Regions from separate parts of the Mus musculus genome. Here all the other regions are linked to region 4. The links are chromatin loops, found by intact Hi-C in ENCODE. Cell type or tissue: heart. All regions are shown on one strand. Links, peaks and the distances in the headings refer to the core of each region. The heading gives the core; the rest is flanking DNA.

The links. Peaks named below come from ENCODE experiments on the same cell type or tissue, not always from the same donor. Only the 100,000 strongest peaks of a DNase experiment are listed, where the experiment ranks them.
Region 1: a loop joins it to region 4, with 2.1 times the contacts of the local background. A loop is called at or near these places in 3 of 42 quality-filtered maps.
Region 2: it touches region 4 in a loop (2.1-fold over the local background); 3 of 42 quality-filtered maps call a loop at or near these places.
Region 3: a loop joins it to region 4, with 2.3 times the contacts of the local background. A loop is called at or near these places in 4 of 42 quality-filtered maps.
Region 5: it touches region 4 in a loop (2.1-fold over the local background); 3 of 42 quality-filtered maps call a loop at or near these places.

The regions. Positions count from the first base shown.
Region 1 is chr9:118,718,542-118,724,875 of GRCm38, reverse strand. All of the region lies in intron 15 of Itga9 (integrin alpha 9), which reads right to left. Among named protein-coding and RNA genes, the nearest start is that of Itga9, 120 kb to the right of the region's middle. In heart, for the core only: no CTCF peak of the experiment used is centred there; a DNase peak (open chromatin) is centred at 3,301.
Region 2 is chr9:118,735,160-118,741,493 of GRCm38, reverse strand. All of the region lies in intron 15 of Itga9 (integrin alpha 9), which reads right to left. Among named protein-coding and RNA genes, the nearest start is that of Gm39454, 110 kb to the left of the region's middle. In heart, for the core only: no CTCF peak of the experiment used is centred there; DNase peaks (open chromatin) are centred at 1,593, 3,023, 3,433, 3,753 and 2 weaker places; H3K27ac peaks cover 1,953 bases.
Region 3 is chr9:118,796,348-118,802,681 of GRCm38, reverse strand. The region is part of intron 17 of Itga9 (integrin alpha 9); the gene reads right to left. Among named protein-coding and RNA genes, the nearest start is that of Gm39454, 51 kb to the left of the region's middle. In heart, for the core only: no CTCF peak of the experiment used is centred there; DNase peaks (open chromatin) are centred at 981, 1,351 and 3,301.
Region 4 is chr9:118,853,262-118,859,595 of GRCm38, reverse strand. All of the region lies in intron 23 of Itga9 (integrin alpha 9), which reads right to left. Among named protein-coding and RNA genes, the nearest start is that of Gm39454, 5.4 kb to the right of the region's middle. In heart, for the core only: no CTCF peak of the experiment used is centred there; a DNase peak (open chromatin) is centred at 2,695; H3K27ac peaks cover 1,104 bases; H3K27me3 peaks cover 371 bases.
Region 5 is chr9:118,689,546-118,695,879 of GRCm38, reverse strand. The region is part of intron 14 of Itga9 (integrin alpha 9); the gene reads right to left. Among named protein-coding and RNA genes, the nearest start is that of Itga9, 86 kb to the right of the region's middle. In heart, for the core only: no CTCF peak of the experiment used is centred there; DNase peaks (open chromatin) are centred at 1,279 and 2,429; H3K27ac peaks cover 1,299 bases; H3K27me3 peaks cover 648 bases.

The DNA.
Region 1 (6,334 bases), core at 876-5,875, 130 kb after region 4:
TTACTTCCCTGACTGGTGATACCTGTTTGCATTTGTCCTAAGGTTAGGTGGGCCATTTGAGGATCCTTCAAGTACTAAGGTGATGTTTTGTGACTTTGAGAGTAGGTCATACAGGCACCATAACACACTTCCTTCCTGTTCTGTGAGACACTTGCTGTCATGCTTCCAAGAGTCCCCAGAGCAGTCCCTGTAGAGGGTCCACACTGATATCTCATCCAAGGTCCCTGCCATTGTCAGATATGTGAGTGATTATAGCAATTGTATTTGTGATGGTTTATATATGCTAGGCCCAGGGAGTGGCACTGTTGGGAGATGTGGGCTTGTTGGAGTAGGTGTGGCCTTGTGGGCTTTAATACCCTTGTCCTAGCTCCCTGGAGGACAGTATTTTGCTAGCAGCCTTCAGATGAAGATGTAGAACACTCAGCTTCTCCTACACCATGCCTGCTCAGATGCCGCCATGTTCCCACCTTGATGATAATGGACTGAACCTCTGAAGCTGTAAGCCAGCCCCCATTAAATGTTGTCTTTTAGAGTTGCCTTGGTCATGGTATCTGTTCACAGCAGTAAAACCCTAGCTAAGACAATATTCACCCGGGTTCAACTTAGCAGATGGCTTAGGTGGGGTCACATCACTGGCTTAAGGCAATGGTGGAGCACTGAAGCTGGAGTCTCAAATCCATGAATTCATCTGAGCCACACTCTTAGCTGCCTACCATCCTGTTTCTCTGGCAATATTCATGAGGGTAAAATGTGAACTTGACTTCACCTCACTTTCCATTTAATCATCGGGAACTCAGAAATCATTCTTAGTAATATCCTGGTAAAATTTCAAGGGAGACTCCAACAGGCCACCAAAATAATTGAAAGAAAACCAGTGGCTCTCAGCAGCATGTGACAGTCAATCCAGTCCTATTCCCCACCCCATTTAAACAAAAATGCAGTTATAAGCTTCCTCCTAGATTTCTGAGATCGAACAGCAAGCAGGAGGGTAGGATAAAATGAAGCATGATGGGTCTTCAGGTGGAGAGTGTGATTTTTAGTGTCAACTGTCAGTTTAATAAAATTAGAACTGCCTCCAAGCATGTCTGTGGGGGATTTTTTTTTTTTTTTGATTAGGTTGAGGTGTGAAGACTATCTCACTATGGGTGGCACCAATCCCTAGGAAGGGATCCTAGACTGTATGAGAGAAAAGTACTAGCAGGCACAGTCTTTCTTCTGTGCTCCTAATTATGAATGCAGTATGAATGGTCCCCTGAGCTCCTATTGTTATGTCCCCCACCCCCACCCCCACCCACACCCCATGATGGACTGTATCTGGAATTGTAAGCTGAGTACATTGGTTTTTTGTCAGAGTGTTTTATCCCAGTAAGTGAAAAGGAAACCAAGAGAATCTGAATGCAGCAGGAACTTCTCCCATCTATAAACCCAGTCTTCTCCCATCCCCAGGAGTCTCCTTGGCTTCTTGACACCTATACAAGAAGGGTGAGATCCCCTTGGCTGGAGTCCAGACTTGTTCACAGTATAGAGTGTGGTTTAGCAACAGGATCTCTCAAAGACAGTTTGAAATACTATGTTACTTTTCTGTTGTCATAAAACACACCAAGGCAACTTATGGAAGAAAGAGTTTGCATGGGCTTATAGTTCCAGAGGGCTATGAGTCCATCATAGCAGGAGGTGTGATGGCTGGAACAGGAAGCTGAGAGTGCTCAACCATGACCATGAAGCAGAGAGTAGAACTAGAAGTGGGACTAACCCCAAAGCCCAGTGACATAAGCCTCCGGAAATGGCTCTAGTCTCAAAGCCCAACGCCAGTGACATACTTCCTGTACCACCAAACCAGCTCAAACAGACTAGGGACCACCCACTGGGTACCAAGTACTCAAATACCCAGGCCTATGAGGAGAATTCTTATTCAAATCACTACAAATTCATTGCTGACCTACTGGATTTAAAAAAAAAAAAAGTCAGTTGGGGCCCAGACACCTGCTGCTCTAGCAATTTCTGTTGTATGTGTTTGATTCTGATAAAAATTTGAGAATCACTGGTCTTACATGAGAGCTGCTGATTTGAATCATGGGACTACAAGAGAACTCTTGCTCCTGTATTTGCAGCTGATATCTAGGCAGTGTTTCTGGACATTTGAGTCACTTCCCAATCAGGGCTCTATGGGTTTGTAGTTCAGGTTCAGCCTCCTTGTACAATTGTCCATTTGTGTTGTTGTTTCTTATCCCTAGCCTAACATGGATGTAGTGTTATACAAACAAGTCAGACTTTGTACTGTCGTAGGCATTTAATAACTTGCTGATGAGATGTGGTCTTTAGTTACTCTCCATTCCTGGAGTAGAACTGTGGCCAGCCAGCAGCAGCTATAGCATCCAGAACAGTTATAAATCCCACCCCTTCTGCCTTTAACAAGTGGCTATACTGAATATCTTTAATCGGTCACCTCAGACACCATGGCCTAGACCTTGAGTTTATTTTTCTTTTATGGTCAACTTGAAGTCTAAGATAGTTTATTTGTAGAAAAAGTAGGTTGTAGGCTTGTGTCCCAGTGAATCTGTTTCTTAAGCAACTAGACAATATCAGGTCTGCCACATCTTGGTATGTTCCCAGGAAGCAATGCAAACAGCCTCATTTAAGCCCTTTTCTGAATCAATCAATGAGTTAGGATTTTCTATTTCTAGTCACCTCCCGTCAGGAGGGTGTCATAACTTGCGCTCTCTCATCTGGTACAATTCCAGAGCCAATTTTAAAAAATATTTCCTTTATCTCTCTGCTCTATGAAGTTACCCTGTGACAACATCACTCCTTTTCTATGATTAAGATTGAAATAAGAACACTTATATCTGTGGAAACTGAAGGAAGCTCTCAGATGTCAACATTTGTGGGAAAGTGCACATGAGCCCACTGGGCCTCGCACAGGTCAACCTCAGAGGTAGATTTTTTTTTCTCCCAGGAGTCTCCCATAATCCTTTGCTGCATCCATAATGACATACCCTAATGAAGTATGACAGGTCATGCCACAAAGAAATAATGGGGAAAGGAGGCATGTGTCAAGTCGACACAATCCTCATCTATACATATCCAGACACTCCAAACCTTGCCTTGATTAACAAGAAACTCAAAATGCAGCCTGGCCTTCAGACCCCAGTGCCCATTTCACAGCTGAATCTTTCCCCCATTAATACCCCCAAGTTTGCTGCCCAGCCAGATCTGATTGGTCAATCTCCTGGGCACTTAATATGTAAGAATAGCAACAACCAGAATAGCCTACAGGACTCCAAATCTGCCCCACAAAAGCTGCCAAGAACCTAAGAGGTTCATCCATTTGGGTCTTTGCTATACCCAAGAGGTCATCCAAGGCTAGGGGTGGCCACACCCAGGGCAGAAATGCTGGGTTATTAGAGATGTAGGCAGCTGTTTCAGGGCATGGCAAATCCGCTGACCAACCTATGTCAGGGGAGCTGGCTTCCCACAGTCGTGTGACATTAAGATGGTTTAAATTTTCTCACTGGCATGATTCAGTGATATGCATCCTCAAGGCAGTTTCAACTACAGCACTATAAATCAGACGCTTAATCTAACCCAGCTTCATACGCAGCCATAGCTATTCCTCGGAGGCCTACGATCCATCATACCAAGGTCTTCTAGTATCTCCAAGGCTCAACACACAAAAGCCATGCCAAAGGACTTGTCATGAAATTTTTTTCCCATCCTCAACTCTATACCCAACTCTGCCAATCCAGCAAACACTGCAACCCCTCTTCTGTGGGCCAGGATTTTGTGGCCTTTTAGGTTAGAGCCTAGAAAGATACTCATTTGGGCGACTCAATGGGGCATCACTGAGTCAATGTTAGATGCAAACTCTGTTGTGGTTCTTAAGGTAGGAGACACTCAGGAAGCATCTAGCCCAAGCCTTCTCTCAGATTGAGGAATGGGACTCCTATGACTCACATTTGAAGCTCTCAAATGAGGAGACATTTACTACCTCAGTCAGTCAGCTCTGGTGGAGAAGCTGGATGTCACAAGCCACAGGCAATACACACAGGAAACGATGTTCATATGTCCAGGTTAGGGGTTTCCTCTCTGTAATCAACATTTGCTGAAAACTAAAAGTCTTCTTAAGCCGTACAGTCCTGGGGCTGGAGAGATGGCCGAGATTCAGAGGTGCTTTTCTCAGTTCCCAGCGCCCACACGACAACTCGCAACTGTAGCTCCAGGTCCAGGCATCCAATACCCTCTTCTGTCCTCCAAGGGTACATCAAGCACATGCGACACATACACACATGCACGTAAACATGCAAGAAAACACACACCCACACGCCTGAAATAAATATAAATAAACCTTTAAAAAGTACCAGAAAGATAATAAACTGGGACTTCCTAGATACTGGCTTGTTAGTTCCTGCTGTAAACCTACAGAATCCAAGACTCCAGGCATAGGGGACCTGCCGGTCAGCTGGAGAGAAGATTTAAATAGACACACTTCTAACTTTAAGCATCTCTAAGTGTAAAATTCCCTGGCACTTACATCTACATGGCTATACCATCATCTCTGTTAGACCCGTATCTCTACCATCCTCTCCTGAGTATCTTCATTGTCTCTTCTAAAACTCCATACCCGCTTATGATCAACCCATTTAAAAGCCCCAGGTGACTGTATGGTTGTTGCAGTGTAGGAAACACATGCATGTAGTTACACAGCATAGCATCATGTCATTAGCCACATAATATCAATGGTGACTGTCCTTCTGCCTATGTGGCACCCACGATCTTCTCACTTCTCACTATACAAATGTCTTGAGAATATACTTGGCATATATATGCCAGCCTTCTGTGGCCCACTCAGCCTGGGGCTGTTTATCACAGGAGGCAGGGTCCTACTTGGATAAGCTCTTAACTACAGTCTAGGTAACACTCCAGGCTCCATGGGAACCTAGGAAAGGGAGTCTAATGGAAACAGAGGGAGGGAGTGTCAGCCATATGCCAGGGACCTTCTGGGGGCATTCTGGTTAAACCACATCTATCCATCCATATCATAACCCTGGGTTGGCTCCATCTCATGGAAACTGGCTCTTCAAGGAGGAAATAAGTGTGCTTTAGTCTCAGTCTGTGGGGTACAGGGGTCCCATTCACACCCCAGCTCTGCCTTCACTCTCTGCTGGACAGCCTTAGCCTTCCAGACAGCAATTCCTCTCACAAGTCTTTAGGAGTCCAAGACCAGGCCTGCTTTGTTTAAACACTTAAAGCGCATGCACATCTTGAATTTTAACTAGCATTTCTGTTCTCTTTGTGAGAGCCAGTCTTTCAGGATGTCTGTTGGTCCTCTTGAGTGTCTGTCATTCATTCCCTCATCTATTAGTCTGGGTGTGACTGTACGACCGGATGAGCCTCCGGACTCCAGCCCAGCCACAGAACCTATGGGCACAAGCACTCCACAGGTACCCGTTGAATTGGGGGCCAAGTATATCTGTCTCAGTGATGTGTCATGATTCTTTAAAAGATGCCCATTCACACAAGAGTTGCTTTCTCCTGCATAAATCTGTAATAATTGAATGACAACGGTGGGTGGAGGAGAAAGGATCCTATTTTCTTCCATCAAGATGAACAATCACTCAAGGCTGCAAAGGGTCTAGCTAAATTTAACATGAAGTGTGGGCTTTCAAAGAGTTTTCTACAGTACATAAGCCCACTAAAAATATAGTACAGCAATTAGCTCATCAGAAGATTGATGGAAGCTGTAAGTGGTGGGGACTGCAGAGATCATGCTATCTTTAAGCAACATCTATGGATATGAAATAAGTCCTTCTAGCACTCAAGTTTGAGGCTAAAAAAGTTTCCATATAAATAGAGAGAAAAGACCTCTGAAGGCACAAAGCCAAGTTACTGCGAGAAAACCAACCGCTCTGCCTCAGCTTCAGAGATACAAAAACGCTGCAAGGTCAACTAATGTAAGCATCTAGTCTCCTCCAGTGTTTTGTGGTCCTGAAGCGTTGCAATCCAGGAGCCTGTCCTTAGTCGGATGGGGTATTTTAAATGTACTTTATTCTAAAATGTATCTGAGCATAAAATTTTATTTTGTCTTACTCTATACCACCTGTGACAGGGTGAATGTGCAATACCACCCCACCCCCACTGGTTGGAGTGTGTGAATACTTGGTCCCCAGCTGTGGCATTAACCCAGAAGGCTGTGAAACCTTTAGGAAGTTGAACCTCACTGGAGAATGTGGGTCATGGAGGGTGGATCTTGATGCTTTATTGCCCAGTCTTACTTCCTGTCCTTTCTCTGCTTCCTGCTCAGTCATGACCTAAGGTGAGCTGTCTCTGCCTCATA
Region 2 (6,334 bases), core at 901-5,900, 120 kb after region 4:
AAGTGCCCCAAAGTGTCCTTTCTCGAGGGCTGGTAGACTGCAATGCGGCTCCAAGAAAGGAATGGAATGGCGAGGCAGCCCTCATGCATTGTTTGAAGAGAGGGGAAAAGCCAAGTGAGGTCAAAGCCATCCGAGTCGGACTCCGCTCCTACGGCATTGCTAGTGCCACTTCTGATTACTCAAACAAGAGGCCAAGTGGCTGCATTCACTTCGAGGTGTTTATGCTGCTCTGGCATTTTCCGACTTGTGCGCTTTGGACGGGAGTCTGTTTGCTTTCAGTCTTGGTTATTTTCTTCCACAGTGTTTGGACTCAGTCTGGGCACCTGCCATTAGAGATTGTTGCCGTCTGTACATCTTGCTGGGCCGGTCTTTTCTCATTGGGTTTTCTCCTCCCCGCTCGCCTGGCCTTTGTTGTACCAGGGCTACTGTCTGTCTGTCTGTCTGTCTGTCTGTCTGTCGTTGGTATTAACCACTCGGGGCTGCTGGCTCCACCGGTAGGTGGATGCATTTATCCCTGTACATAATCTGAACCCTCTGGAATCTTCTCCATTACTTCACACTCAGGCCTCTGCTGTTCTGGGTTGCCCCAGATATATTTGGAGATAGGGCTATCTCTATATTTCAAGGTAGCTTTTCTTTCAGCATGATGGCGCTTCTCTTCCCAGTGCTGCAAATCTACCAGATATGAAACACAGCAACAATGTCCTTCCATGTCATCTTAGGACACTCCATGAGGCACATGATTCCCTAGGGGTTACAACCTCTTGCTTTACAACCACTGTCTGTCCTTAGAGTCCCAGATTGCCCTGCTCATGCTCAGCAAACACAGCTATCCCTTTGGTGCTAAAAGGGGTCATGCAGGCTGCTGGGGCATCAAATTAATACAAATATTTCTGAAAACAGGTTGGTTTGGACTGGTGATCGCCGTCATTCCATTCACAGGTGCTGTTTTACAAATCCGGCCCTGCACTAAGCAGGTGTGGATAAGGACGCAGTTGGCTCTTCTTGAAGGGGAGGAGTCATTCCAACTCGCATCACTGCAGCTATGTAACTCACCAGGGCTGTGTGTGGCCGTGGGATGGCTCTAGGCTCCTGATGGTTGTCTTGTGTGCCTGTGCCTTCTTTCCAAATAAGCAGCTATCCAGCCCCTTCCATTTTTCACGCAAAATCCACAAAGAGGGCAAAACACACTTCACACTTCTTTAACAGTGACTTCCCCCCCCCCGTCCCCCGCAAACTTTGAACTGCTGTCCCCACTGCTTCCCACTGTTCAATAGTCTGAGTGAGAGAGGTGGCCAAGGTTGACAGATCTAGGAACAAGGCCTCTGATCTTTTCTTACTCTGCTCAGGTTCCCCACAGGCAGAGATTTGAGTCCCACCTTGGAGGCACAATGGTAAAAAGCTGTCGATCTGACTTTTATACTCCCATGTTAACCCCTACCCACAAAGTGTTTGTAAGTCCCTGCTCTGGTGGCCAGCTGTTAGCCCAGACCTCAGGCAGCCCCAGGGCTGTGACCTCACTGGCATCATTGGCAACCATGAACCCATGGGTGGTAACAGCAACCTGGACTGACTGACCCATTAGCTCACTGGCCAAGTGGCCCGTGGTTACAGCCCCAGACTTGGCCTTTACTGGCTCCTATTTCTGGGGATTTCTGCATCATGCCAGCTTTCAGTCCTTCTTGGCATCACATGCCCAGAGTAACAAATCTGAGTCCAAAGCAAGCAAAGGGAATGTCACAGTGCAAGGACAGAACACATCCTCCCCACCGAGATAACAGGTCAGGATGTCAGACTCCCTGCTTCCGCCTGGGCCACTGGGTATCTATTTCCCCTTGATTCTTCTTATGTTGAGCTTTGTACTTGGAAACCGATGGGCAGATCCCATCAGGTGCTAAGGCTGTGAGTACAGCATCAGCATCTTCCTGAACCACCCCTCTCTGAGATTAGCACAAGGGACATAGGGTCATTAGACACCTTTTCCTATGGGTTCTTGTATTCATGACACAGTTCTATAGCACCAGACTATGGTGGGCCAGTGACCAGCCTGAACATTCCTGCTTCACATCCTTTGCCTTCCTGTCAGCTCCATCCCCCAGAGACAGCGTTATCCACTCATCTGCCAACTAGAGACCTTAGGGGTTTCAGGCTACCTATTTCCCTTCATTGTTCCCCACATGCTCTATCACCAAGTTCTGGCTAATCCTGCTCCCCTGCCATCTCACAAGGAGATCTGTCCTTCATCTCCGATCCCAGTCCCACGGCACTATATGAATGAGTTGGCTGTTCAGCCTCAGCCAAATTTTCCAGGTTCTTTTGAGGCCAGCTGTGAGTAAATTTTCCTTGACAGATAGTGAGTGGAAGGCATATGACTTGTCTCTAGAGAAGGATGCCTTTCCTCTGTTCCCAAGAAGCCAAAGACTTGAAGCCCCCAAGGGAATGGGAGAGCTGGCAATGGAAGGATATGGAGTCTCCAAATCCCTATGTGGAATACGCTATCTCCAGTGAGGAAGAGCCTGGCTTGACTGACAACAACACCTCAGCTTGTTCTAACGGCCACTCTTGTGTTAAATGGGTAAATCCAAAGCTGCCTTGTTGCTAGTGGGAGTTAACTAGCATGGGAAGCCGAGGAACAATAGGGAAGAGATACATCTTTGTTACATAAAGAGAGGAGAGATACAAAACACAATAAATGTACCATTTCCCAACACTGCGGGTCTAAGTTAGGAACCACAAAGGGAGCTCACTGGTATCCATCCATGACTAAGGTCAGAGTTCCAAACCCATCTATGCTTATTCGTCCCTTTAGGGTCTAAGGCAAGATCAACGTAGAGCCTCCCATTGTTCATCCAGGACAAAGCAACTCGCCTTGGACCCAGGCAAGGTTCCAGAGTAGAAATCAAGGGACTTCAGGGTTGGAGCCTGGCAAAGAGTGGCTCTTGAGGTCAATATTGCCGTTGATACAGGCACATGGAGACACAGGACAGAGGCCAGCAGAGAGGAAAGGGCCAGGAACATTTTCTGGATCCTGCCAGGGCTCAAATCATTATACTCAGGAATTTTGCTAACGTGCAGATGGGGGTAAAAGGGCCTGGGGTTTATACAAGGGGATATCTAAGCCCTAGTGACAATAACTGAGGAGAATGGGGGGCAGTTCTACAGCAAATCCAAGGCAGGCCCCCATGAAGAAATCATCCTCCTGACTTAACACTAGCTGCTCGCAGACTCTCTCTATGGGCTAGTCCCACCTTCCCACCTTCCCACCTCCCCATCCCACAATCCCCCCAGGCCCCCACCTCCCCACCCTCCCAAACCCAGCAGGACACAGAAGCAGGTTGTGTATACAGCCACAAGTGCACCAGCTTCCCTCTCAGGCACAGCTAGGAGTCCTGTACACTGGAGGCTGCGCACGCCGGCAGAACTCATTCCATCCCAGGTTACATAATCGCCCAGCCACAGCCAAGGTCTGGACTGATGATCACCATAGAAAACGCTCCAGAAAATAAATTCCAGGCGCATTAGGCAAACGGTCCTTTTAAATAAACAATGGCTTTCATTTTAGCACAGGCATAACGCACAGAGGTGGGAGAGGAAAGACGAGCTGAGAGGAGAATGAATCTGTCCTCAATCACAACTCTGTCACTTTGAAGTGCTCACATCCTCTGTGTATCCCCAAAGGCCAGGACTCTGGGGCCAGGGCAGGAGGGTTCCTCCAGACCAGCACTGTCCCATACCACATTGCCTCTCTACCAGTGGCCTTCTAGGGCCCACCCATAGACCTGTAAGGAGGACAGCTGTACTTGGAAACAGACCCAGGAGAGCTTTCCAGCCCCAGACTAATGCCAAAGAACAGGGTGGGTATCTGTTGGAATGGATCCTGGCTGCTGGTCACATCATAGTTCTAAGCAGAATTGAGCCGGGGTGGCCACAGCTCAATGGTCCAGCTTGACTGCAAGCACACATAGTAACAATGCATTTTCAGAATGAACCCTGAAATACTGGGAACCAGTTAGCAAAAGAGAACCCAGCACTCCTTCCTGTTGGCTGCTCTCTCTCTCTCTCTCTCTCTCTCTCTCTCTCTCTCTCTCTCTCTCTCTCTCATACACACACCCAGCTGGACTCCACCCTAGTCCTCCACCCAGCCCTGAAACATCTTCCTCCCATCTTCCTGTTCTCTATCGTCACTCAGCAAGTCAGGAGAACAGGGGACTGGGGTGACCTGAGGACAGGCCCTGGCTCATGCAGCCTGGCTAGACAAAAAGCAAGGTTCATAAAAAGATGGCCTCCTCAAAAAATGAAGAAAAGCACCAATAGCGTCCAGGCACCAGTGGATGCCTCTTGAACCAACATCCATATACAAGCCTGACCATCGTGCCTGGACCACCTATGCCCATGCTCGGGAGGCCTCTGTAGTGTGACATGGAGGCAGATCACACTGTGAAGGAGGGGTGAGCCAGGAGCCAGGTGCCCAAAAGTGCTTTGTTTGTGCACTGAACTCTCAGGAGCCTGAGAATTCCAAGTTTGATTTTGGCCTTCTAGATCATGAGGAGGGCAGGGCAGAGAGTGTTTAATACCACCTTGGTTTGTAACTTTTAAACCTTGAGGCTTTGCTGAGTGGAACTTCCTTTATACTCTGGTTCAAGACACAGAGGTCTCTACATTGAACTTCAAGTATAGGTGAGGTTGTGAGAGGCAAAGCAAAGTCTTAGGAAGGGATCCCTCTCTCTATTTGGCTAAGAGCAGGAAACCCCCCAAAGAAGTTGGGGGAAGGACTTACAAATAAGACCAAAGCCAGCTCTGATGCACTCCAGAATGGACACGCTATACCGCCTAAAGAAGAGAGATTTGGTCCTTATGTCACAGAGACTCCTAGGCTTACTCCACTCTTCCTAGGTGACCTCAGGTAAGGTACATGAGCCTCTGTTCTCTCATTGTCTCTTTGTGAGCTGCAGGTCACAAGTCTCCACCCCACAAGGCTGCTTTGAAGACTGGAGTCACACTGACGCACCGTAGGTAAATGGTCATTGTCACTGCCAGGTTTCATCATGGAAACTTCAGCATGCCAACAGTGCTGGACGCTTTGCAGGAGTTAGTGGTGGAGGATTCATGGATGAGAATGTGGACAGGCAAGCAGAAAGATGGATGGACCATGGGCACGTGGATGGGTACTTTAATGTGTGTCACTAAGTACACAGCCCTCAGAAACTGCCCATCGGGTCCTGATTCATCCAGAGCTGCCCCTTGGAGTGAATCTCAAGTACCCAACATAAACTGCACTTGTCTTTCAGAGAGAAAAACAGAGACACGAGCCTTGGAGCTCCTTCCTGGAGCTGGGACTTGTACTTCAGTCCTCTAGGGAAGCTCCCCGAGCTCATGGCAAGGGACACAAGCTCAGCCCTGGAGGGCACATCCTGGGGCTCTCTGTCCTGAGAGTCTCAAAGACCCGCCATGGCCTCGGGGTTACTCTGGAACACAGAGATGCTTTTTAGTCTAGGAATTATTAGTGCAAGTTAACAGAGGCTTGGGTTTTAGTCACTGATATTTAAATGCAGAAGGAGAAATAGGCTGTTTTCTCTGATATGATGTCATATCATAGGATGTCCCATATATGATGTCTTATGTGCTAAGGGACACAGTAATGAATCAACTTCCAGCCAAGATGCCCACCATGGATGAAGGAACCATGTCAATAAATAAACACAGGGCACCACAGCTCCTGCTCCTGCAAGCCCTTAGCCTTCCGTAGTTCATTCCACACTGCCATAGACTTTGGAGAAAGGCATATGGAGGGGTCAGACTTGGGGATGGGAAGAGAGTATAGGCGAATCGAGTGTCACAAAGAGTACTTGCAGTCAACAGCCTCAGAGGACTCAGCCAGATTCGCAGTAAGTTTGTCAGCCACCCAGGCTGCCCAGCAACTGATTAAAATTCAGTAAAATTCCCAAATGCGTTGACTTTGGGAGTTGCTTCTCACTGTCTTAGACAATGTTCTGTTGCTGTGAACAGACACCACGACCAAGGCAACTTTGATAAAGGAAAGCATTTAACTGGGGACTGGCTTACAGGTTCAGAGACTTAGTCCGTTATCATCACAGGAGGGAGCATGGGGGGGGCGGGGGGGCACATGGACATAAGTGGGGAAGGAGAGAGAGGAAGAGAAAAGGAGGAGGAGGAAGAGGAGGAGGAGGAAACACACAGATAGATATATATAGAGAGACTTTAAAAGCACTTTAAAACCTCAAGGCCCCCCATTCCCACCCAACCCACCCCCTACCTGCGACAGAAGTCTTCCAGGTAGGCCATGCCTCCTAATCCTTCTAATCCTATCAGACAA
Region 3 (6,334 bases), core at 811-5,810, 57 kb after region 4:
GACACGTGACAGGGAACAGTTGCTGGTGGGGCCTGGTGAACATGTGGACAGCTGTGGCTGAATGAACAGAGCGTGAGGCGTAGCCACTGAGTGTGGGTGGGGAATCCAGACTCCTCTGGTAGCGGTTTGTCCTTGGCATCGAAAGTGGACCAGTCAAAGACAGGGAGAGAAGGGGAGGGTGTTTGGGAGTATGGCAATGGCAGAAGAGCCGGAGGCGGGGTGAATCGGCCAAGGATGGTAATGATGAGATGAAGGTGATAACAGAGATAAGTTATCTATAAGCTATAAGCTCTGGGCAAAATGAAGTCACTGCAGTGGCCAGTCTCTAACTGGCCAGCTCATTAGAGGAAGATGTGGAGAAGCCTGGGAGTCCTCGTGCAATGGACAGTCATCTCTTTCAGCTCCTTGGCTCAGGCAACCCCATGACAGATGAGAAGGGGCAGCTAACCCCTCTAGTCTTTAAGCTGTGGGCCCCTGATTACACATTCCCATGATCTACAGATGTTCAAGTGGCCTTATGTTGGTGACTAACGCTCCCATCGACAGCTCTGAGTTTTGAGGGTTTCACAAGAGCATTACGGTCCTGTGGTCATCGGAGTTGGCCACAGGAGGTTTGAAGACCCAGAAGTCACTTCCTTGAGCTACACCTTGCCTCCCTTGTTTCCTGTTGAACTTGTACGCCCGCCTCCAACCCTCTTTTAAGCCTCGTCAGAACCGGCTTGTATCTTTCCAATAAATGAGATTTAAGTTCACTGGCATATGTTTTGTTGTCCACAGCAATTAACATAGTTAATACAGCGTGCAAGGGAAGAGGACCATTCAAACACTCGACCGGCTATGACTCTTTGAAATACAAATTTCATGGGGGTGGGGGGGAGGAACCGTCATTATCCATCTGCAGAAAGAAGCCCCGCTGTCTAGCACGTCTGGCACGCCAACAAGAAAAACATGTGAAACAAGAAATCGGATGGCCTTGCTTTGGAAGCAAGAACTCCGAGGATCCAAACAAGATGTGAAAAATTAACTCAGAGGAGAGAGTTACGAATTCTTGAATGGACTCCAATGAATGAAGACCTTGACCTCAGCCTTTCTGCTGCTGATTATTTATTATTGTTGGCCACTCTGGGTCTAAACAACTGATGGGTTATTTCTGTTCCCATTTGCTTTTGTAACATGAAAGGAGAACGGCCAGACCTTGAGTATGGGACAGCATTAACCTAGCTTGATCAGGGGAAGGACCTGCATACATGTTCACACAGGGCCAGAGACCTCAGAGTGACCAGTCACTGTGGAATATTAAGCAGAGAGACCACATAGGTGGACACAGCATCACGGGCCAGAGCTGCCGCCTCTTTCTCAGTGTTGTAGTTCACGAGGTTAGTCTTTTCTCTCATGTGTAAATTCCCAGGAATCAGGCCAGAAACACCTGAACTCCTGCCAGGCCCACCACGGGCCTCTGCCACTTAACCATGCAGTAAGGTCATGCCTGGGTTTTCATAGTCAAGTGATTCCAGCGGGCTTTGTGATTAAGGGAAGCCAGGCACCTTCCAGGGTAGAATGTGGACTCAAAACTTTGAAAAAGAAACCTTGGAGTTGTTTTCATTCTTTCTCTAAAGCTAAAACTCTATAACCAAAACAGTAGGTTGCTGCTCCCTAAGTTATTCTTAGAAATGAAACGAAAATACAGTTTGCTAGCATGGGACCGGGTACTGTCAAACAAGCCTTTTGGAGGGCTCACAGGACTGGACGGGAGAGCCTCCTTTAGAGCTGAGGAAATCGTGAGGCAGAGAGCTGGAGGCTGGAGGAGAAGCAAGAGCCTCCGCTGCCTCCAGAGCCTACTCCTTGCCACTGCCACCAGCGTCCTTTCTGTCCCATCTGCCATAGTGCAGAGGTCCTTCCTGGTCTCCTCCTGTGAATGACACACATCCTTAGAGTGAGCTTACCAGCCCCATGAATTCTCATTAGCTCTTCTCAGAACTTTGCCAAGGTAGCCTCACACTAATTTTTAAAATTAATTTAAAAGAATTTTCATGCATATATACAATTAAACATGGTCATTTATACCTCCAATTTTTCCTTCTGACTCCCCATCCAACTTCATAATCCACCCCATCTTTCTAATAACTCACTGCCTCAGTTACTTTTCTTTTGCTGTGATAAAACACCATGACCAGGGCAACTTGTAAAAGAAAGAGTTTAATTGGAGCTCACAGTGCCAGAGGGTTTGAGTCCTTGACCATCATGGCTGGGAGCATGGCAACAGGCAAGCACTAGAGCAGTAGCTGAGAGCTTACATCTAATCCAAAATCACACACACACACACACACACACACACACACACACAGAGAGAGAGAGAGAGAGAGAGAGAGAGAGAGAGAGAGAGAGAGAGACATACAGAGACACAGACACACAGACAAACGAGCCAGAGGTAGGGAGAGACAGAGAGAGACAGAGACAGAGACACGCTAACTGGGAATGCTGTGGGGTTTTGAAACCTCAAAGCCCACCCCAACTGACTTACTTCCTTCAAAAAGTCCACACTTCCCAATCCTTCCCAAACACTTCCACAAACTGAGGACCAAACATTCAAATATATGAGTCTCCGGGGACCAAGTGCATACAAACCACCCCACCCACGAAGCCTACTTGTCACTGTCCATGTGTGAAAGGGGAGGGCCAGGGCTGTGAAACACAAACTTTTAGACTTGGCATGGTGTGGCACTTATGTCGCTCAAGCTGTGGCTGAGTGAACAAGATCAATCCAACCTAAATTCCAGCATAGGTTGGGGAGGTTCTCTCTAGGCCAGGGGTGGCTGTTGGCAGTTAATCGCTAGCTCTGGGAGGGAGAATTATTCTTTTGTACATGAGACTACTGGTAGATCTTGCATACTAATCTGGTACTGGGGACCATGTCTCCACCATGGGGTGTGACAGAGGGACCAGGAAGGAGCCTTTGTTTCCGTCTGCTCATCCTTACACTCCCAGGGTCAGAATTGGTTCCAGCACAAGTTTCTAAGGGGATATAATTCCCTGACAATTAGGAAGATCGGCCTGGACCTGATGTGTTGGTCGTTTAATCTTTCAGTGGGGTGTCAGAGGCTGGCCTCTCCTGAGGGAGTTCTATGAGCCCTCACTGAACGGCAGACAAGCACCCCGAAGCAGGCAGCAGACCATCAGCTTAATCTGGACATTTTCCGGAGGGAGAAGCTGAGTCTGAGAGAGGACCCAATCAGCGGAGGTCACCCAGCCCTGCTGGGTCTGAGCTAGAGCTAGTGTCAAATGTCCTTAGCCATCCATGCTGCCACTCTTGTATAATAAAGCCCATCATATCAGGAAGGGCTCTGGCGAGAAAGGTTCTTTTAATGACGTTCAAATAGAACAGGCCTCTGTGAAGACCTGCTGCGCAGACACGCCTGCCAAGAGTTTAAAACAATCGTGCACAGTTTGTGTGCCAGACATTCCATGGGTGCTTGTTTATTTATTGAAGAACAATCTTTCTAATTTTCAAGGAATTTTATCCTCTGATAGATTTTCCCATTAATTCTAATTTGCTTGTGCAGCCTTTTAAGTGGGTCATGCTCCTTTGCACACAGGCCCTTCGCTGCCCTTTCTAATGAAAGGGATCATTAACAGCCACCAAAAGATTTGAATCGCACCCTTTCCGTAAGCCTCATCTTCTACACTTTCATAGCTCGATGGACACACATTGCTTATTTTTTTTTTATTGAAAATTCCTCTTTAATATATCTTTGCATCGTTTGTTCTGTGTGGGTATTTTGCCTGCCTGCCTCTGTGTGTGCTGTGTGCACACCTAGTGCCCGTGGAGGCCAGAAGAGGATGTCAGATCCCCTGGAACTAGAGTCACAGACAATTGTGACCACGTGATTGCTTGGAATTGAACCTGGGACCTCCAGAAGATCAGTCAGCGTTCTCTGCAGCCCTACTAAGACATGTTAAAGCAGCTACCTTCGGAATGTATTATGGGGTCCCTAATTCTTTAGCATGAATTCATTCACTGTTCCCAATGTCAGGCAGTACTGGTAGCCAACTGGGAGTTGTGTGAAGTCCCAGATTTTTTGCTACACTTATTTTTCGGCCTCATTCCTTCCATCCAGCATGAAGACCATCCAAAGTTCCTTACTGGGGTGGACTTGATGCATATATCAACGACTTATGCTGAATCCTCATGGATGAAAACTCCACTTCTTTCCAGATAAGTTGTTCTAAAGATTCAACAGGAAGAACCTGAGGAGGCTGAAGGACGTTGGTGATGGATTTTTTCCATCACTGGATATTTTTCAATGTTCCTAAAGATCTCAGCTGTGATCTTACGTGGAAGTAAAAGCTACATGCCAGAGATCATGCTTTCCTCTTGCTACCAGCATCAACGGGTAAGTGAAAGATGCTAACTGCACAACCACTAAGTACGTCCCAGTCAATTATACTCATGTAAATCAGATTGGTTACTACACACACACACACACACACACACATACACACACACACACACACACACACATACACACACACACACACATACACACACACACATACACACACACACATACACACACACACATACACACACACACATACACACACACATACACACACACACACATACACACACACACATACACACACACACACATACACACACACACATACACACACACATACACACACACACACATACACACACACACATACACACACACACACACACACCCCTCACTGAAGCCTGGAGATGTGGCTGAGGGGTAGAAAGCTTACCTAGCATATGTAAGGCTTTAGGTTTAATCCCAATACCAAAAAGAAAAACCACAGTGATAGTGCCAATTTCTTCAAAACCCTCTTGTAAATTATTAAGTGGGGTGGGTAGGGAGGGGGCTGGGGGAGTAGAAAGAATATGACCAAAATATGGTGCATGAAAAAGTTACAAAATATCTTAAGTAGCCTTGTAAGTGTTGAGAAATGGCAAGACAAGAACGCATCCAAGTGGATTTCCCCCACAATGTAATTTTTAAATTTTACTTAAATCTGATGTCCAAGGCTTACCCGTCAGGCAAGAGACTACCACTTGACACATGTGATAAGAAGGTGAGCCTTAGAGCTTTGGGAGAACAGGAACATCTTAGCATGGGCTACCCTAAAAAGAGACAGGTTTGAAGCAAGTAGTATTTCAGGAGAGATCTCCAAAACTCACACAGGGAAGGCTATACTAAGAAGTAGGCAACGGTGAGGGTCGTGGCATGAAGCCAGTGACCTCTCTGGGTGCCTGGGACCTTGAAAAGCACAGCCTCAAGTTATCCCATTTGGGATAAGGAATATCTGTGCACTGACTCCAGACAGTCCCTGGATGAGGGTGTTGTAGCAGTGGGAGGTGGTACCCATTCCAAGCAACATTGATGGGTGGAAGAGATGCAGTTTCTGATATCAGGAACAAGGCCAGAAACTCAGGACTGGGAGAAAAGGGATCTAGGTAGCAAGGATTCTGTCTGGGGGGAAACCTGTCACTAGGAAGATGCAGACACTAGTTAATCCTGTTACTTCTGAAAAAGAGGGATCCAGGCTCCTCTGGAAGGAGCCCCAGGCTCTGGATAACACATAACCTTTAACCTCTGTGGTCCATGGATGACTTCCACAAGGGTACCTCCCAGGTATCATAGTTCCCTTCTCTTGTTTGTATATTTAAGTAGTGCATGTACGTGTGTTTGTAGGATGGCAGTCAGAGGTCAACCTTAGATGTCATCCATTCCCCGGGAGCCATCTACCTTGCTTTTTGAGACAGGGTCTCCAACTGGCCTAGAACTCACTGAGTTGGCTGATCTGCCTGGCCATTGAGTTCCAGGGATCTGACTGTCTCTATGTCCCAGCATGAGATCACACTGGGAGCTGAGAGAGTAACAACCAGAAATAAGATAGAGCTATAATCCCTGAAGCCTGCCCCTGTGCAAGGCTACGCACCTAAAGGTTTTATAAAGGTTCCATAATCTCCCCAGCACTGGCACCAGCTGGGGACTGAGCATTCGAATATTTAGGCCTGTGGGGGACACTTCACATTCAAGTCACAATGTTGCTGGCTGGGAGGCAGGGCTTCACTGTCAGTCTGTGTCTTCAAGTGTCAATTTTCATGTTCTACATAAAACAGCCTTAAATAGGACATCAATACTAATCCTATAATAATAACGTTTTTATTGTAGCATATTATTATAGTTACTCTGGTCTATTGTTAGTAATTTACCTGTCTAACTTGTGCATATAGAAAGAAAACATGGTTTATGTGACAGCTATTCGTGGTTGTCAACTTGACTACATCTGGACTAAAATCTAA
Region 4 (6,334 bases), core at 620-5,619:
GACCCTATTTATGAAACTTTACTATGTGGCTCACATCTATACATGTACATAAAGAAGAAAAAAAAAGTGGTTTAAAGCTATTGACAAGATCAGTGGTATGTAAAGGGTGAGGTATGAAGAAATATGATTCCATAACAACCATTCCCAAAGTTTGTGGATTTCTCATTGAAGCTTTTGGCAGTGTAGGCAGTTCTATCTGATTTGAAATTATCACCTTCTTTTTGATTCTCAGATGGAAATGAAGGCAACTTTTGCTGGTGTGTGAGTGGCATTTTTTTCAAAATTGGCTCTATGTAGGGATTCCCAGTGACTATAAAATTTTCAGATCTTTTTGTACATAAGGAACACCCTGTAGATACATTGTAGAGTTTATTGATAGCTAAGGATCTATCTTCCAAGCCCATGGCAGAAGGAATTATATCTGGTGGCGGTGTAGCTGATGTGGGCAGTGGAAATTTTATTTCTCCTAGTTTATATTTTCCCCCAGGCACTGAGTGTGGACATATACAGAGCACAGGGCCATGTCCTTTGCTCTTGTGACGTTTGGTTCTCCTGTGAGGAGGTGACAGACATTAAGTATACTGACTTTAGTGAGTGACAAATCTGGAAAGGAAATGCCACAGTGAAATGGAACCAAGAGTGGGGTTCACAGATTTGGGGCTGGTGGCCTGGGCAGACTCCCTGAGAGTGCAGGCCCTGGACTAGGATCTACATTCTGAAGCATCGTCTACATGAAACCCAGGAAGGCATGATGGAAGAGAGGGCCTGGGAACTGGATATGGGGTGGGGGTGGGGCGGGGGGGGGGTGAGCGGAAAAGGAGAAGGAGCTGTGAGCAAGGAAAGGGGCCAAGGGAAGTACACGGTGGCTTGCTCAGCAGCCTTAAAGGGTCAGTGAGCTGAAAGGTAAACCAGAGGGAAGTCAGGGTGGGTTAGTAAACAATATGGCCAGACAATATGTTTGGGATATGTATGGAGGATTTCAGACCCTGTGGTTGACCCAATACAACCTTCTTGGTGTGTCTGTGTGTGTGTGTGAGTGTATGTATTGTGTATATGTATGTGTGAGTGTATGTGTGTGTATGTGTGTGTATGTATGTATGTATATATGAGTGTATATGTATGTGTGTGCATGTAGGCTCGAGGTTGATGCTAACTATCTTCCTCAGTCACTCCCTACCATATTTTCTTGAGATACTAAAGTCTCTTACTAAATCTGGAGCTATCCAGTTAGGCTAGACTGGCTGGCTAGCACACCCCAGAGATCTTCCTGTCTTTGCCTCCCTAGCGTCAGAATCGCAAGGGTCTATCACTGGACCCTCCTGTTTGATCTTTTTACAGAGACCCTCAAGAGTGTCTTGGAATTGCACAGAGAGGCAAACATGGCCTGATGAAGTTCTCCAACTGCACAGAAGATTCTCATCGTTGGCGCAATGATGGCTCCTGGTGGGAGAGACTGAGCAGAAATCACAGCACATGCCGGTTCGTTCTGAATTTTTGCTCTTACTTTTTGGAGCCCACGGAGAAAACGAAGGCAATGCCCCAGGATAGAAAAGAGAGAAAATAGCTCTCATCTTTTTTTTGGAAAAGAAGGGGGTGAGGGTGATTAGGTAATAGCTCAACTTCTCTGCGAGGGAACGAGGCAACTGTTTTCCATTTTAGCTAAGAAAAGGTCAAGAGGGAAATGAACTTGAGAGACCAAGGCTAGTCATAACAGTGGGATTTGAGGGATGCTGCGATGGCTTAGCAGAGAGAACTTGCTGGAAATATGGTTCTGTTGTACTGAAAAGACATCTTGACCACATTCTGCCCGAAGATAGAGAGCGAGATCATGTAGTCCCCCAAGCCACTCTGGGCAGTAAATCCATCTTTCACTGCTGGGGGCAGGGGACGCTTAAGCCTAGTATTCTCCCTAGGAAGACCCTCTCAGCCAGGATCAGGACAAGCCATTGAGTTCCTCCTGAGGAAAGCTGAGGGAGGAGAAGCAGCATGAGTCCATGCTGGGTACAGTATCAGAGATTAAGGCAAAACCGAGCTGCTCAGTTGTGATTTGTGGTATCTGCTGGTACATGAACACAAGAGGCACAACTTCCTAGAAGCCCGCTGCAAAGGAGGCTTCTTGTTGCAATTAGCATCCGAGGACAGCGAAATCCTAAAGCCCAGGACTTTTCAATGTCACCGTGGATAGCCACTGACAGAACAGTGAGTGATTCGTGGTGATAGGGAACTCCAGCGTGAGCTTTCATGAGCGTACATACACAGACTTCTGGGAGTCGGATCTGAACGCCACATAGGAGTAGCCTCGAGGGTTGGGGGCTGGTACTTTTAAAGAGAAAAATCAAGCCAAGGAATGATAAGGCAGACAGATCATTTGTAAACACATCAAGGCCACCAAGCAGAAAGATCTCGTTCCATATTTTCCTGGGGATGCTTTGTTCCCTGCCCCGATAGGAAGACGCAGAGATGTTGCTGACCACCCTCCCTGTCTCCCGGCCATCTTCTACTTCCTCAGTTTGTCTCCGTAGCATTGGCACAAGTGATGCTCTGTGGGCTTTCCTTATTTTTGCATTCTCTTACCAGAAGGTAAGCTACACTCGGGCTGGCAATGATCACGGCTCTGTCTTTCTGTCTTTTATTCTCTGTCGTAACCCAGCCCTTGACATGTGCTGGGTGTAAAGCACTCGTTGAATGACAGGACATGTGGCTTAAAACCAAATCCTCCTGACAGCCAAATATAGCAACAACTGTCATCAGACAGGGAACTGTGACCGACAGGAACACGGAAGCACACGGGAGGAAATATGATAATGTAGAGAGGGCTTCTCAAACAGGGGTGTGCACGTGAACTGTGCAGGGCTTGTCCGAGTGTAGATTTGGAGTCAGAAGTCCAGGTGTGGCTGGAGTCTGTCTTCTAGATGGTGTTGCTGCAGCTGGGTGACATCATGATTGGCAGACAGAATGATGTCATGAGGCCTGGCAGGTGGCTGTGTGGTCCAGTGGTCAAGAGTGACTACCAACCCAGGTTCTTATGAACTCAGACCTTGGATGTCCCTCTCTTTTCTGAGCCACCCCCCAGCTTGTGATAAGTTCCTAGTAATATAAACTTAGTATTTATTGTTATCTTGACTCTAACAGCCCCCTCTCAGAACAGGAATGGAATATTTGAGGTTCCCTTCTGCTTCATCAGAATAGGAAAGGCCGATGGTGATGCTGAGACCGTGATAATGCAAATCTCCTCTCCGAAAGTGGAGACTTTTTGCTGAGTAGATTACAGTCTCTTGGAACAGATTCCCGGAAGTGTGGGGTTAGGACTCATGTTTAAATTCTGACAGTTTCCCTTTCTGTCTTTTATACCTGCCGTATTTGTGGACACACTCATTGTTTTTGATCTTAGCCAACAACGTGTTCAAAGATTAAACCTCATTGTTAGCTTGCGATGCTCTCATTACAGGGAGGCTGGGTTTTGCTCATTTCCCAATTAAACTTCTCCTGTGGATTTTCTGGCCACCCCCATTTGTATGATCTTTTCTTTTTTGGCTTTTCCTTGTTACTTTGAAAAAACAAATAATTGGTCACTTCCCTATGTTGCAAATATCTTTTCCCAAACACTTTTGAGCTTTGTCTGTGAAGTATTTTGATGCTACAAAAGGTTATCATCTTTATACATTGTATCTGAATGAGAAGTGTCTCCCGCGGGTTCAGGTAGTTGAGCTCTCACCTCTGTTGCTGGCGCAGACTTGGCGGCTTTGCCAGTCTGCAGCCTCGCTCCAGTCCTGTTCTCTCTGCTTTGTGTTTGCAGTTGAGGATATGATGAGTCAGCTTCCTGCTCCCCTGCCTGCTGCCCCATTATGGACACTAAAATTTGGAGCCCAAATAAGTTCTTTCTTCCTTAAGTTGCCTTTGGCCATGGCTTTATCACAAAAGAAAAGTGACTGATATATCTGTCAGTCCTTTCTTCAGGGATTTGTGACTGGCTTAGGAGATAGGCTTCCCATCCAAAGGCTATGAGAATATTCAGTACTTTTTTCATGCTTTTAAAAGAAAAACTAACCATATAGCTTGAATTCATTTTCTTTTTTCTGCATTGTACAAGTTTTCTGTGACTTCTTCCCAAATCCCTTTACATCATTTGCTGAATGGTCTGTATACAACTTCCACCTTTGGGAGCCATCTTTGCCCTTGTTGTTGTTCTTATTCTTTTTGTCCTTGTTTTTCTTGTTCTTGTTGTTCTTCTTCTCCTCTTCTGCCTCCCCCTCCCTCCTCCTCCTCCTCCTCCTCCTCCTCCTCCTCCTCCTCCTCCTCTTCTTCTTCTTCTTCTTCTTCTTCTTCTTCTTCTTCTTCTTCTTCTTCTTCTTCTTCCCCCTTTCCATGTCCTCTCCTTCTGCAGGAGGTTGTGTGCTTGATGCAAGTCTTCTAGAAAGGGTCTTGGAGGCTTTACTAATGAACACTCCTAAGAAGTGTACTCCTAAAAGGTAATTAGTACTAAGCTGACGGTCCTCATTAGCTTTAATTGTTAACTAGATGCAGCCTGGAGTGATTGCGAAGGGAGTCTCAGTTAGGGATTGTACAGTGTATGGGGGACTGTCCCGATTAGTAATTGATGCAAGAGGTTCCAGCTCAACGTGGGCAGCACCATTCCAGAAATGCTGGTCCTGGGTTGCATAAGAAAGCTAGGTAAGTGTGAATCTGGGTGTGAGCCAGCAAGCAGCATTTCTGCATGGTTTCTATTTCAAGGTCCTTGCTTGACTTCATATCCTGAATTTCCTCAGTGATAGACTGTGACCTGGAAGTATAAACCCATTCTTCTACCCAAGTTGCTTTTGGTTGGGTTGTTTTTATCCCAGGAGCCGAAAGGAAACTAGAAGACGACCCGAGTTCCTTGAATGAAATCCGTATTCCATTCAAAGTCGTGAAGGATGCGGTAGAAACATCATGAGCTTAGCCAGTCACAACTGACCTGCTGAGGGGTCTCAGGCTCCACAGAGCAAGAGAGGGCTGGGTTGGGCTGCAGACTACCTTCACTTTGAGAAAACAGGGACCCTAAGCAAGGGTGAGCTAGCTGCAGGCTTCTGAGACAAGTGTCTGGAATCCTTGTTCACTGCTGTATCATACGGCCCACGTGACTGTCTCCAGGCTCCTCACCAGTCACACTGTGAAGGCTCTTCACAGGAACACAATGCCTCAACATTTGCTGTCTGGGAATTGCTGTCCTATCTCATGCTAATAATGCGCATGGCTAGTCTTTTCACTGGGGTTAGCCACTGAGAATTCTGTGACTGACCAAGCCCTAAATATGGTTTTGAAAAATCCCTGAAGGGTTTGCTTCCGAGAACTCAAAACCCAGAAGCCAGCTCCTCTTTCTTCTTGGGAGTTTCAGAATCACCAGATAGACACCAGAGAAGCTGCTCTGAAAACCCTGGGGAAAACCTAACACATATCCATGGATAATAGATCAGGAAAGATGAAAAAAAGTACATATCACATGGCTCTTAAATGCCTTGAATATTCACGTGACTTAAAGCTCTGATTTGGTCCATAGTTACTTCTGCTCATGGGGTGGGGGTGGGGGGGTGGATGGGGCTTGTGTCTCCTTATAACATATATATTGTATATATGACACATATATACATATATATATAAAACATATATAATATAGCTGTTCATATGATCAGCTCTTACAGAACACTGTTGTGCTATATAGAATAGAATGAAAACACTATTCATCCAGCTATTGAGGCCAATGCAAGGCTTTGGTTACTATAGTTAATAACAGCTAAGAAGGGGAGGAGTGGGGGCAGTGCAGTGGTAGAATGTGCTTTGCATGGGCTCAATCATCAGCACCAAAGGTAAAAAGCAAGAAGATAGGAGTGTGTGCTTTGCTGAGCTCAAGCTAAGGTCAGGCACTGTCACCCCATTGGTACACACTAGTAGGGGATTGTCTTGTGTGGGCTCAGCAGGGCCCACAGACAAGGGCACAGCACAGGGCACACAGGCATACGTGGCATAGAATGAGGTAAGCAGGCAACCGAGCAGGCTCCTCAGAGACCAGGACCTGCTCAGCACTCTAACACTCACAGGATTTTGGTCTATGGCCCATGTGACCCAAGGAGGCCAACGCCAAAACCATGGCAGCTTCCCACAAAGCTTCCCAGACCTCCACCCCATGGTAGTGTCCTTTAGGCTCTAGGCTTAAATGTGTCACAGGCCATGGGCTTGCTGGTTCACTTTTCAAACCATGATGCAGAGAGCATCTCTCTGGCTGTCTGCCTTGCCCTCCCATGCTTTCCTGATCCTCTCGACCCAGCTTGCCGTGCTTTCCTCTGTGCTGACTCTGCTG
Region 5 (6,334 bases), core at 455-5,454, 160 kb after region 4:
ATGCCCAGCAGGACTGAGTTTAATGGACCCACAGTGGTGACATGCTTAGTCATACAGGCCCTGTTTGGTTTGCTAGAATGGCTAATTTATGTGCCAATTTGGTTGGACCTCGGTAACCCGTCAAGCACTGAACTACACACCTCTGTAAGGGTCTTTTGAAATGAGTTTGACAGTTAAATTATTAAACTTTGAATGAAGCAAAACAAATTCCACAATGTGGGTGGGCTGCAGTAGTTGAAAATCTTGAGAAGAAAACCCCTAAGTTCTTTCTGTACCCCAATAAGGAATTCTGCATCGAGCCTGTCTACAGATCTAAACCAAAGCTTCAGCTCAGCCCGCATCTTTGCCTAGTTCAGAATTCAGGCTTGTCAGTCCTATTGTCCTATGAGCAAATCCCTTAAAACCCATCAGCTCGCCCCACACCCCCTGATACTCTTATTCTTCCCGTTTCCAATCTCCCTGGCCTGTTCCTCTGGAGAATCCTGCTTATGCCAATATTCTGTCACATTTACAGGCTGGTACTGCCCGGGCTCATCCCTCTGCCAAGGTGTGCCCTGAGACCCTTGTCTTGGGAGTCTATTGTGGGAGATTTTTAAATTAACCCAGGGCAAGTCAGAATAGGGGAATGACTTTGGCTTGCTACGCCGCGCTGGGTATTTTGCAAGCGCCTACTGCTCAAAGTATCACTGCAGTCACGAGTGAAGATTCTGGAGGCTCATGGAAGGGTAGGAGGCTGCAGTTCAAACAACAGAGCCATAGATGAGACACCAGCTCTGCTCTGAGTGGGGCATTCAGGTGCCAACCCTTTAACCTAGTAGCTTTATCCCCAGTGTTCAAGTGTCTGATCCCAGACAGACCTGGTTATCCACCCGCCAAAGGTAATCATTTCCTCTCTAGCGCTGCCTCCTACGAGGTATGGAATTTATCTTGACATTTTAAGTCTATATAGGTTGATTCTTCATCTGACTCTCCCTTCTAGAAACAAACAAGATTCACCATGAAGAAACTCCTGAGTGAGGAGAGTCTGGGAGCTGCCAGAAGTAAGAAGAAACGGTCGACTGTGAAGCCCTCTGCTCCAGCGGGACCTTTAAATAGCTCCCACTCAAGTGCCCCACACATGCTAGGCTGGAGCCAATCAGCTCGCTTGAGGTAGGGTGGTGTCTGAGTAGCAACCCCCTAATGCAAGCCAGCCCTCAAAGCCCCTGCCCGGGAGGATGCTGGTTCTGGTTAGCTCCGGTTCTCACAGCACATGACACATCAAGTTCTTCCTTCTGGCAGTTTGTGTCTATGCCATGTCGAATGATGTCATGTGGTGGAAAAGCTGACCGTCCCCAGTCATGCCCCTCCCCTCCCTGCCCCAGAGCTGGTTCCCAAAGGCCCCCCACATGGGCTGGGGCCGGGAGAGCACCAGCTGTCTTGAATCAACTGGGGCTCTGGTCTGTCCCAGCCAACACCAAATCATTCCCAAATCTCCATCAGAACAAGGTTTCAGCTCTGAAAGTTGACTTCCAGCCTTACTCATTTCCCTCAGCGCATCCCAGGAGAGGAGGGAAAGAGACATTTCCACCTTGCTGGCTTTTCTTAACCCTCTCTCTCTTCTTCCAAAGAATGCGATATTTACTTGAGCAGCAAGCAATTAGTTTTTTAGGTAACTCCGTTCCTTCCGTGGACAAGGCTCTCCGTTTCCTATTCCTACACTTCAGGGGACCAGAAGCTTTGGGAAAATTCTCTTCATGCAAAAAAAGCTCTCCAGAGCAGATACACCACCTCTAACGTCAGAAAAAAAGGGTTTGCGGGTACCAGGTATCTGCTTCCGACTATATTTCTGCTATGCCTTTGGATGACCTGAGGGCCATCCTCGGACGCTGGGATCGACAGCTTGTCTGCAGGCAGTGATAGGGCCTCTGCTCAATGGAAAGCTTTGTCAGGTTGTCTGTAAGCCAGGGAGATGTGAAGGATCAGAGAGCAAAAGACAGGCTGGGCACACAGCCCTGTGGTCGAGGGTTTTCGTAGCATGCTTGAGACCCTGGATTCAACCCCTGAACTAGCAGGTGGAAAAAGCAATGTCATGGGACTCAGCCCTTGCAAGTTTTCATCTGATGCTAGGGCAAGCCTGTGACCACCAAGACAACCCTATGGTCTAACTAGAGACATAGCCTATGGGTAAGGAGCAAATCGCTCTTGGTTACAGAAATCAATTCTCTTTGTGGCTGTCAGGAGGCTCTAGGAAGCCACAGGCAGCCAAGGATGAAGCATCCGAGAATACTCTTTGGAATGAGCCGAACTCTTGTTTGCAATTGCTTAGTGAAACATGGGATAAACCTGTTCGTGAGGCTGCCTGCTGCCAGAGTGGGAAGCCAGCCGGCATGCCACTTGGCACGTGTCTAGAAGGGCAAGTGAGGAGACCCCTCCCGCTAGAATGTGAGCCTGTGCTCTGTGCCCAGGGCTGAGCACAGCGTCTGGCAGAGCTTCATCACGCTTTGCTGATCCAAGAGCCCAAAATAACACAGATGAGGTTCATCTTCCCACCTCCATGCTTCCAGAGTCCAGGGTGAGCACGGAGAACGGCCTCTGAGAGCCAAGGCTCTCTGGAGTAGGAACGTGGCCTTCATACTTCAGATCCCCCATGAACCGAGATGCTTCTCTGCTGGTTTATGAAGCCCTTGGTTCTCAGTTCCAAGCCCACCATCCACTCTGCTGTGCTTCTAGGGTTGGGATCCCACAAACCTGTTTTGCCAACAGCTCCCTGTGAGGTTCTGCCAATAACAAGAGGGAGAGAGAGAGACAGGGAGCCTGCAAGGCTGGAGGGGTAAGAAGGCCTTTCTCCTCCATGCTTATTCATCCGCTTAACCAACAACTTTTTTTTTCATGGCAGCTGGCCCCAACAGCCATAATTCAACTTCTTAGTTTCTTCTCCATGGCCCAGAGCCCTCATCATACTTTCTCAGAGGGGTATGTAGTTCCACCCAGTGCTCTCTGCTTAAAGAATTGGGTTGGAGTTGCACAGAGTCCCTTCCACAAACTCTCAGGTTCTGATAACCCCAAGGAAGGAGTTAACTGAGTGTAACCTTGACAGGCCACCCAGAAGCTTGGTAAAGCACAGGTCACTGTCTTCTACCTGAAATTCTCTTTCAGTTTGTGTGTACATGGCTAACCAGAAGCCCGCAGGAGATGTCATGCAGCTGATCTGAGCAGCTAGCTGGACAGCTACTGGCTTGGACTCAGCCATGGCAGCTCTCCTCTGCAGTTACCACTGCTTCCTCTCCGGCCTGCTCAGTCCCTTCCAAGAAGAGTCAAACCCTCTTACAATGTATACTGCGGCAATCTGTTTCCTCACTGGATTTTGCTTATTACAGTGGCCAAGGCAAATTCACCCCTTATGGACATCCCATTTCTCACAGTATTCCCAGAAGTCACCATTGCCCCTCTACAGGCTGAACTTGACACTGCTGTGACCAAATGAGAGTTGAGATTTCCCATTGCTGAAGCAAGATTGAAGAGACGTGTACTTGGCCAAGCCCGATAGGTTCCAAGGACAAGATGCAGAAGCCCAAGGGACAAGACAGCTTCTCTGGCTCCCAAAGTCATCCTCCAAACAGGTCATGTGACTGAAGACCCACCAGACTGATGCCACAGAAGACCCCACCCTTGGTTGTAATTCAGGTGCCCAGGTGGGGCTGCCCATATGCAGCCATCTGCTGGTAAACAGCCCAGAATACAGACATGCCGAGTGTCCAGAAGACCTTTCCAGACAGGCATCACCAGGCAGTCCACAGACAACACCCGGGACAGCTAGGGGTCCACCGCCAAAAAGAAGTAGGAAGGAATACAGAGCCCCCAGCTCTGCCTTCTGAATGCAGAGGCCTAGGAGATGACCCTGGGTGGAGGACCATTTGTCCTGGAGGTGCCTGTCCTTCCTGTATCTGGAGACTGGGGACACCGTCTTCCTAGCTCTGTGGAACCAAGAGTCTCCTTGCTGACCATGGGGGATAGCCACATCAGCCCTGGCTTACACAGCTCCAATAAGCTACCACCCCCACTGATGACCACATTTCCAGAACAGCCATCCATTTTTCTCTCTAAACTCTCTGCTCCACAGCCAGCTCATTCTCCATTTCTGATTGAGATGTCCCTCATTTTCATGAAAATGACAGAAGAAAATGAGATGATAGTTTGGGAATTCATTCCCTAAAGGGATGTAAATGAAAGCCTACCCCTTTTCTAGAGGGGTTCAAGGGCCAAGCAAAGTCCAGAACAAACTATGATCCCCTAAAGTCCAGCTTGGGGAGAGAACCAATTCCCAACAGGGAACCAGGAGGATTGTTGGGCTAACTTACAGAGCATGAAAGAATGGTTCTTGCAGGAGTGTGGGTGATCCCAGAACAGCCACTCTGGAAAGTGTCACCCCAGCATAGATGACAACTTCCCCACAGCTGCATGGTCCTCACCTCTCCAGTGACCTCCCACGGCCACTCCAGCGTGCCAGAGACTGTGAGGCCAAGCGCAATTAGGGCAGAATGACATACAAATGGCTAAGAGGTATGGACGCAAATGGCTGGAGTCTCAGGTGAGTCCAGTGACTTCCCTCTTCTTCCTTCTATGAGGGAACAGACAACAACCTCATCTCAGGGGCCTTGAGTAGTTCCTGCTATTCAGATGAAGTGATGGTGGTTGTCCCCGGAGGGCAGCATCTTACAAAAACAAGTGAGGGGACTTCTCCTTACTGCCCTATCAATTTCAATATCGTCCACACGTGAATCTTAGTTCTTCCATGTGTGCACATACATGTGCTTCTGGGGGTTGAATTCTGGGTCTCACACATGTTAAGCACTTTCTTTAAGACTCAGCTATAACTCAAGCCCCAACCTGGTTGCTAATGGCAAAGATTCCTAGAGAGCCGCAGAGTACAAAGGGACATTTGTCTTCAGTGACTCATGTGACAGAGGCTAGGGAAGTGACCTGAATGGAGAATGCACAGGGGTCAAACACCCACCACTGACCACTGCCCAGGTGGCTCCTCAGCCTGCCTTTCCACAACCTTTCAATACTTTAAGGACCATGGTCAAGCTCAGACCCTAGTGGTCTGTGAAAAGCTGTTGTGTGACTGTGGCCCCGGAAAGGGTCACCGGTTGAGAAAGCATAGGGGCTCCACCCCATCTCCTCACTCAGCCCTGGAGTCTCACGCTCTGAGCCTTCTTGCCCTTAAACTCACTTCTCGGTTTCTCCGCTCTCCCAAATGCCACTCATTTTAATGTTCTACAGAACCGAAATCATAACTATAAAAGTGGTGTCCACCACCACATCAGGAACAGAGCAACGAGAACTCCCCACAGGCCTGCAGCTCGGAACTGTTCCTGGTGTAGGGCGCAGGTAGATTTGAGTAAATGGTTATTGAATGAGAATCAGTGTGAACTATTGCTTGCATATCTTCTAGAGCTCTAAAATATCCCTTTTATGTGTAACAAAATTAAGATTCAGGGGTTTGGGAGTATAGGCATGTATTTATCGGGCAAGAGGGCCTGGGTTTGGCAACTCCCCATCCCTTCCCCGTTCCAACATAATAATTGCTTACAGCATCCTGTGAAATGTTTGCTAACAACTGATCAGCATGTTGATGTAACGGATGGAATGTCCTAAGTCCAGCTGAGGGAACTACACGTGTGGGTGTGCTTTGCAGGTTTGGGGGTTGTGCATAAGTACGAACTCCAGAGTAGTGCTTTTCACACTCAGATTGCACACAAACCTCACACGGAAGTGGCCATAATTAGCTACAGCTCTCCAGTTGACACTGCCTCTCATCATCAGAGGGAATCTCAACTGAGGCATGTACCTCATTTTGCCTTGTGGTCATATCTAATAGAGAGTGTTCTTGATTGATGGTTGATTTTGGGAGGGCCCAACCCCATGTGCAGCACCATCTCCCTGGACTGTCCGAGAATGTCTAACTGAATATGAGCTTTTCCCAAACTCTCTGAGATGCCAGAGTAACACCACACTCTTAAAAACCTGAGTCCTGGAAACCTTCACCTCCAGATCCCAAAGTCAGCTGTGTGTCGGGTACCTAGTTGATGGTGCAAGCTTAGTGGGCGGCCTCCAGATTCCTATCATCTCCTTATGTCAATGCATGGAGTGTTGCATGCAGAGGATGCTCAGGCACTCCATCTCAGCAGCCCACACTCTGCCCCGCCCGGTGAGTTCCCGTCTGGTCCTCATGTATTTGGGGAGAGAATGCAGGAAGAGGTTCTTGTCCTAGAGCTGAAGGGTGTGTGAAACTTGAAACACGTAAATGAGCAGGGAAGAGGAAGGCAGAGCCGCAGAGGAAGAGTATCCAGTC